Regions from separate parts of the Homo sapiens genome. Here region 2 is linked to region 1. Evidence: chromatin contacts called from ENCODE Hi-C or POLR2A ChIA-PET data. All regions are on one chromosome and are shown on one strand. The core of a region is the stretch at or near the end of the contact, and the rest is flanking DNA. Distances in the headings are between cores, read along the strand shown. Region 1 overlaps ITCH (itchy E3 ubiquitin protein ligase). Region 2 overlaps PIGU (phosphatidylinositol glycan anchor biosynthesis class U).

Region 1 (3,807 bases), core at 417-2,916:
GTAGGGGCGGCCGGGCAGAGGCACCCCGCACCTCCAGGACAGGGCGGCTGGCCGGGCGGGGGGGCTGACCCCCCCACCTCCCTCCCGGACAGGGTGGCTGCCGGGTGGAGACGCTCCTCACTTCCCAGACGGGGCGGCTGCCGGGCGGAGGGGCTCCTCACTTCTCAGACGGGGCGGTTGCCAGGCAGAGGGTCTCCTCACTTCTCAGACGGGGTGGCTGGGCAGAGATGCTCCTCACCTCCCAGACGGGGTCGCGGCTGGGCAGAGGCGCTCCTCACATCCCAGACGGGGCGGCGGGGCAGAGGCGCTCCCCACATCCCAGACCATGGGCGGCCGGGCAGAGACGCTCCTCACTTCCTAGATGTGATGGCGGCCGGGAAGAGGCGCTCCTCACTCCTAGATGGGATGGCGGCCGGGCAGAGACGCTCCTCACTTTCCAGACTGGGCAGCCAGGCAGAGGGGCTCCTCACATCCCAGACGATGGGCGGCCAGGCAGAGATGCTCCTCACTTCCCAGACGTGGTGGCGGCCGGGCAGAGGCTGCAATCTCGGCACTTTGGGAGGCCAAGGCAGGCGGCTGGGAGGTGGAGGTTGTAGCTAGCCGAGATCACGCCACTGCACTCCAGCCTGGGCACCATTGAGCACTGAGTGAACGAGACTCCGTCTGCAATCCCGGCACCTCGGGAGGCCAAGGCTGGCGGATCACTCGCGGTTAGGAGCTGGAGACCGGCCCGGCCAACACATCGAAATCCCGTCTCCACCAAAAAAATACGAAAACCAGTCAGGCGTGGCGGCGCGTGCCTGCAATCGTAGGCACTGGGCAGGCTGAGGCAGGAGAATCAGGCAGGGAGGTTGCAGTGAGCCGAGATGGCAGCAGTACAGTCCAGCTTCGGCTCGGCATCAGAGGGAGACCGTGGAAAGAGAGGGAGAGCGAGACCGTGGGGAGAGGGAGACGGGAGAGGCAGAGGCAGGGGCAGGGGCAGGGGCAGGGGCAGGGGCAGGCAGAGGCAGGCAGAGGCAGAGGCAGAGCTGCATACTTTCAAGAATGACAAAATTTAGTAGTTATACAAGGTGAATTAAAATAGTAAAGCTAGTCATAATACAGAATCCACTCATCCATGTACTCATTTTATCACTTAAATAATAATTATAAAAATAGGTAAAATTCCATGAAAATATTCCTATTTGTTCTAGTTCAGGAGGTCTTGCCCACATCAATGGATTGTCTGGCATCAGCCACTGTTTCAGGCACTCGAACAGTCATATTGTCCATAGATTTTGTCAAACAGATTTGGCAGCCCAACTGTGATCTGTTAGTCCATATGCCAGATCGAGCATGTGATTCTCCTCATCAGTGATTGCATCTAACTTCTCATATATGTGATCTTCAAAGATGAGATGACAGGTTAAACAAGCCAGAGTTCCCTCACATGCACCAAAGCCATCAATATCTGGATTATTTTCAACCACAACGTCTAGCAGAGAATCACCAACTTTTCCTTTGGTTGTTAATGTTTCACCATCACAGTTTATAAAGTGGACTGTCACTTTATCTTCTGAGCTGCTCCGCGCCCCTGCCGACACGCTCAGCGGCCGGCTCGCCTCCGCGCTCCGGCCCGGTCCCCGGCTCCTCAGCAGGCCGCTGGCTCCAGCGCGGGACCCGGCGTGGTGCAGCCACCGGCCGGCCGGGTCGCCGAGGACCGCAGAAGCGGCGCGCAGCAGCCGGGCGCCCCCAGCGGCAGCCATCGCCCGCGGTCGGGAACTCAAAAGGAATTATTTAAAGATAGTTTTAACCTTGTGACATTTCTCATTTGCGTTGCTGTATACCTAGCCTATACTATTTGTAGAATACTTGGCATAAACGTACATATGTCATAAGCATTGAAGTTTTTTGTTACATCTGGGATTTTCTGGCTTGAGTGGGATGTGAATTCATAAATGTGATGGTTTTGTGGGGGAACTGAGAGAACTTGGCATAAACAGGTATACTTACTGATCCTCTCTGGATATTTAAGTGTGGTAATTCATTCTTATCACTCAATAAAGTATAGGCATTATATCAACTTCTCCCTTTCCATGTTCTTCTGTATTTTTTTGTAAGAGTAATTGATATATGCAGTGCTATACACACACAATTTTGGTCAAATAATTTGTTTTACGTGGCAGGAAACCAAATGACCTATTGATTGTAGCTCAGTAATGTACTGTCCTTCAAATATGAAGATGATCCTATTAACCACCTATAGTGGGACACAAAATTTGAGTAGTTTTTGTAGGTAGTTATCGGTTGCCGCTGAGAATGAGTTTCCAAAGTTAACTGGGTCTCTCTGCAGCTACTGGTTTTCATTTCTCGGTTAGCCAGTTAGCTGTTACGTGTACCTTTGGCTATGAGTCAAAACCAAACCTAATAACCAAACCACAAAAACCCCACCCAACCTCTGACCATGCCCATCTATGTTCTAAGTAATTGATACAGGCAACATTATAAGTCAATAGTAGCATCATTAAAAATAAAATCACGGCCGGGCATGATGGCTCACGTCTGTAATCCCAGCACTTTGGGAGGCCAAGGCCGGTGGATCACCTGAGGTCAGGAGTTTGAGACCAGCCTGGCCAACATGGCAAAACCCCGTCTCTACTAAAAATACAAAATTAGCCGGGCGTGGTGGCGCACACCTGTAGTTCCAGCTACTTGGGAGGCTAAGGCAAGAGAATCGCTTGAACCTGGGAGGTGGAGGTGTGGTAAGCCGAGATTGTGCCATTGCACTCCAGCCTGGGCAACGAGGGAGAGACTGTCTAAAAGTAAATAAATAAATAAAATCACGTGTATAAGGTATATAAAAATATAGATGTATATAATAAAATATTATTAAACGTTACTATAATGTATTTTCTGTATGTGTGGTTTTGACTAGACCATGAACACCTTTCTGTGTCATGGGAGATTTCAGTTACCTATAACGAAGGAGATGTCAAACCTAGAAGTGGTAGACAGTGTTTCAATAGCTTTTTTCACCAATTATTTTACTTTATTTTTTTTTAGATAATGAGCTTCAGTCCCCAAGATCTGCGAAGACGTTTGTGGGTGATTTTTCCAGGAGAAGAAGGTTTAGATTATGGAGGTGTAGCAAGGTAGTGATAATATGAATACTCAGAACTTAGTTCCTTTCCTCCAAAGGTACCATTGCACTTCGCTTGCAAGTATTATTTTCTCAATCTTATATTTTAGGAAAATGAAATATGTCAAATTATTATACCTTTATTATGCTGTAGCTACAGAATTTCAAAAAACATTTAATTCAGCACTTTCTATGTCATGTACAGCTGATTGATTTCACCCACATCACTCATTTAATCTTCAGGGTAACCTTGTGATACAGAATTTTATAGGATGATGAAGAGGCTTAGAGACTCACCTAAGGCACATAATAAATTGTAGAGCCTGGATGCAAGCTTTGTATCATTTAACCAGTAGCCAGTGTTAAGTCTACCACCTCTTATATCTGTTCCACAGAAAACACAAGGCCTTATAGTGATCAGGTCATTTTCCCCACCACAGATTACTGATACAGGTAATAGTTACTCAGTTTCCAACTGAGATTAGTATATTTGTCATGAAAATATAGAAGGTTGTACAAAATAGGAGTTGAAAGTCTTAATTCTGCTTTCTTCATATTGGAGCTTAATATTGGACCCTAGAAGATAGTCTCTAATGAGAATTGCTTTGCTTATTCCATGATAATATATCACACCAGGTTAAAAATTTGCGTAGAGCTGGCATTGTGCAAAGACAAGGACTTTGGGGTCA
Region 2 (3,807 bases), core at 430-2,929, 150 kb after region 1:
CACCACTGGGTCTCATTTCTCCAGTTTCACCTCTCACCACTCTTCCACACACGCCCTGTCCTCCAGCTACACTGGACTATTCCCAATTTCTGAAAACATCATGCTGTTTCATTCTTCTGTGTCTGTTCTTAGGCTATTCCTTCTGCCCAAGCCATCCTTCTCTGCCCGCTTTCTAGTAGAAAGCATTCGTTTGATAGCCAGGTGAAAGGTCACTTTGTCTATGAGCCCAAGCAAAGGTGGTAACAACCGTTGATTATAGTTGACATTTATGGATCACTTGCTAGGTGCCAGGCACTGTACTGTATCCTCTGCATCAAGAACAGTTCCTGACTTGGACAGGCGCGGTGGCTCATGCCTGTAATCCCAGCACTTTGGGAGGCTGAGGCGGGCGGATCACGAGGTCGGGAGATCGAGACCATCCTGACTAACACGGTGAAACCCTGTTTCTACTAAAAATACAAAAAATTAGCCGGGCATGGTGGTGGGAGCCTATAGTCCCAGCTACTCGGGAGGCTGAGGCAGGAGAATGGCGTGAACCCGGGAGGCAGAGCTTGCAGTGAGCCGAGATCGCGCCACTGCACGCGACACAGCAAGACTCCACCTAAAAAAAAACAAAAAAAAAACAAAAAAAAAAAAACAAAAAAAACAGTTCCTGACTCAAAAAGGTCCTCAGGAAACATCACAACAGCCCTGTGAAAGCTCTATTTCTGCTTCTTAGAACAGCTTTACTGAGATAAAAACCACACATTCTACCCATTTTACAGGTCAAGAAATCAAGACAGAAACAGAAAGCTTCAGTAATGTGACCAAAACCACATAGCTGACTCCGGTACCCACTCTTAATCCCTGTGTTAATAAGCCTAATACTGATGCTATCTTATAATAATCTGCATATGTTTCTCTCTCTCCCCATTTCTCTGTGAGTTTCTCAAGGGCAACACATTTATCTTAACTTTGGCTCTCCAGCACCTAGTACAGTTCCTGGCACATGTGATAAATGAACAAATGAAGAAATGAATGAATGAATATCATTCAGCAATACATATGAAATCCTTTTTAAAAATATGAGAATATTAAAGGAAACCAATGTTCTTGAGGAAGAAAAACTTATGAAGTGTAATACACAGAGTCATGAACACAGGCAAAGCACAAAATAAATCTAACTCAAATAAAGCAGAGCCTGAAGAATAGTGGTTGAGGGTTTGTTGTGGCAGAGGGCTGGCACAGAGAATGCTCTCTGTGGAGTAAACTATTGCATGGCTGAGGCCTGCAGTCTGGGGGCAGAAACACAGTGCTGCAACAGTCAGTAGGTTGGTGTGTGGGAAGTCTGAGTGTGGGATGCTGGGACAGGTGTGGACAGGGCGGACGCACAGCCGGAGCAAAAGTGAGGGTGAGTATGGAGGCAGGCAGGAGACTCAGAAAGGGCTATGTGTTTTGAAAAAAGCTTGAAGGGGTAAAAAGGAGTTAGGAAGGCAGAGGAGGAATGATATGTGCTTGGGGCAGAGTCAGAGAAGATCAAGGAAAGTGAGAAGTGACTTCAAATATTTTAAACAAACTGTGCAATAAGCAAACATTTCTGGAGTTTGCTCTATACGAAGAGTGTGATGGGTGCCAGGAAACCTGGTGACTCAGATAGTCTCTGTCCTCAGGGAGCTCCCAGTAAACAATTACAAAATACAGGAGGAAAGTACAAAGGAAGCAGACCTAGCCCATCAGGGGAAGCTGACACCTGAGTTTTGAACAATGAGTAGGTGAGGCTGGGCAGTCCAAGGCTGTGCACAGGTTGGAGGGCAAGAGAGAATGGTGTGCTGGGGTGGGGCTGTGTGTACTGTAATTAGCTCAATATAGCCAAAACAGGGCAAGAGCTGGGAGGAGTGACAGGAAAGAGAACACAAAAGGGGCTCCCGTGGATGCTGGTACCACTCTTCCTTAATCTGGGTGCTGGTTACTCAACGTTTCGTGAAAATTCACGTATCTGTACACTAATGAGTTATACATTTTTCCGTATATATGTCATACTTCAATAAAAAGTTACAATCCGGCTGGGCGTGGTGGCTCACCCCTGTAATCTCAGCACTTTGGGAGGCCGAGGAGGGTGGATCACAAGGTCAGGAGTTCGAGACCAGCCTGGCCAATATGGTGAAGCCCCATCTCTACTAAAAATACAAAAATTAGCCGGATGTGGTGGCGGGCGCATGTAGTCCCAGCTATTCGGGAGGCTGAGGCAGGAGAATCTCTTGAACCTGAGAGGTGGAGGTTGCAGTGAGCCGAGATCACGCCACTGCACTCCAGCCTGGGAGACACAGCAAGAGTCCGTCTCAAAAAAAACAAAAACAAAAAAAAAGTTACAATCCAAAAAGTCTCAGCAAGCAGGTAGGAGTCAGATCACGGAGGGCTAAGCTTGCACAGTCATCCAAAAACATCTACCTACAGGCCCAGACAGGATACCTGAAATCATGTCTGAAATGGCAGCCTCATGTGGGCAAGAGCTAGGGCATCACGCTGGCCTAACCAGAAGGAACTGTGCCAAGAGGACTAAGAGTTTTACCCCAAAATGATATAACCTACCATTTGCTAGGGCAGCCCAGATGCACAGGCACTAGGCTTTCTATATAAGCCTTGATATTTAGCCTTATCCTAGGGATATTAGAGTAAATCAGTCAAATGTGTATGTACATTGGCTGTAGTATCAGGAAATTTCATTATCTACTCAATCTAGCTTTGAATATGTTATGTTTTCTAACTCTCTATTTGTGTCAGGGTGGGGGCCAAAAGCCTCAGCAAGACCGGGGGTAATACTTTGCCTCCAGGGACTGCACCTCACAGCGATCTGGGCCTGGGTGGGTGGCACAGCTACAGGAGTGAGCAGGAATGTAATGAGGTGGGGCCATGGGGACTGGTTCAGGACAGGGACTTCAAGTGGAGTAATCAGAGAATAAAGAGATTGGGTCACAGGTGATGATCTATACCAAGACAGGCAGAAACGCACTGGAATGTAGTCAAAAGGGCTCAGGTCCCACAGGACTATCAGAAAAGGAAGTTGCACCAGGGTGTGGGGCAACAAGTGAGACTGCCCAGGAGGAGGAGGAGATCCTGGGGGCAGGGCCAATGTATTACATTCCTTGCCAAGTGTGTTCTTTTAACGGGGCAGCCTCTCTCAGAGCAATCCGTACATATCAGTGATAACGATGATAATTTATTGAGCACTTACTCTGTTCCAGCCATGACTGTAAGCACTTTACTTGCCTTAAGCCATTTAGTCTTCTCAATAATTCCATGAAGTGGGTACAATTACTGTCCCCATTTTACAGATAATGAAACTGAAAGACAGAGAAGTTATTTGTCTGGGGTCACGAAACTAGTGAATGAGAGCAATAGGATTTAAACCAAATGGTTTTACTTCAGACCCCATGTTCTGACTGCATCACTGGGCCACCCTCTTGATCTCAATCAAGCACCATAAAAATAACAATAGGCAGAGCAACTAGTTATTGAGTGGATTCTGCTAAGGAAGCACGCTAAGCATTTTATATTTCTTATTTATTCCTCCACTATCTCTAGGAGGTAGATATTCTGGGATCAAACTGAGGCTCTTGAGGCTGCATGATTTGCTCAAGGCTACAGAGCTGGTAATTAGAATAAGCAGGCTTTGAAGTTGGGTTGACCTGACAAAAACTGAGTCCTTGAGTCCTCTATGACTCCTTCCATTGGCAGGGCTTTGGCCTACAGGAACCTCAACTCGAAGTGATGGGATCACCAGGCCTCAGGATCATCACTCTTCCATTGTTCCTCTAAGGCTAGGCTCCA

Evidence for each region. Hi-C counts contacts between places; a loop is a spot of excess contacts on that map. ChIA-PET counts read pairs that join two places held with the same protein, here RNA polymerase II (POLR2A). Pooled maps may share reads with other maps.
Region 2: a loop to region 1 is called in a pooled map, with 1.9 times the contacts of the local background. The contact joins two enhancer-like sites. A Hi-C loop is called at or near these places in 1 of 50 pooled maps. POLR2A ChIA-PET finds 5 or more read pairs at or near these places in 3 of 52 experiments (AG04450, Caco-2 and OCI-LY7).

The regions. Positions count from the first base shown.
Region 1 is chr20:34,474,730-34,478,536 of GRCh38, forward strand. It overlaps ITCH (itchy E3 ubiquitin protein ligase), which reads left to right. Exons shown (of 25, transcript NM_031483.7): 17 at 3,043-3,131. It also overlaps the pseudogene FDX1P1. Among named protein-coding and RNA genes, the nearest start is that of MIR644A, 10 kb to the left of the region's middle. RefSeq lists an enhancer at 1-303. Within about 2 kb of position 1,667, at least 3 of the 41 ENCODE cell types and tissues checked have a DNase peak (open chromatin) inside an H3K27ac peak, as active enhancers do.
Region 2 is chr20:34,620,197-34,624,003 of GRCh38, forward strand. The region is part of intron 6 of PIGU (phosphatidylinositol glycan anchor biosynthesis class U); the gene reads right to left. Among named protein-coding and RNA genes, the nearest start is that of PIGU, 55 kb to the right of the region's middle. Within about 2 kb of position 1,680, at least 4 of the 41 ENCODE cell types and tissues checked have a DNase peak (open chromatin) inside an H3K27ac peak, as active enhancers do.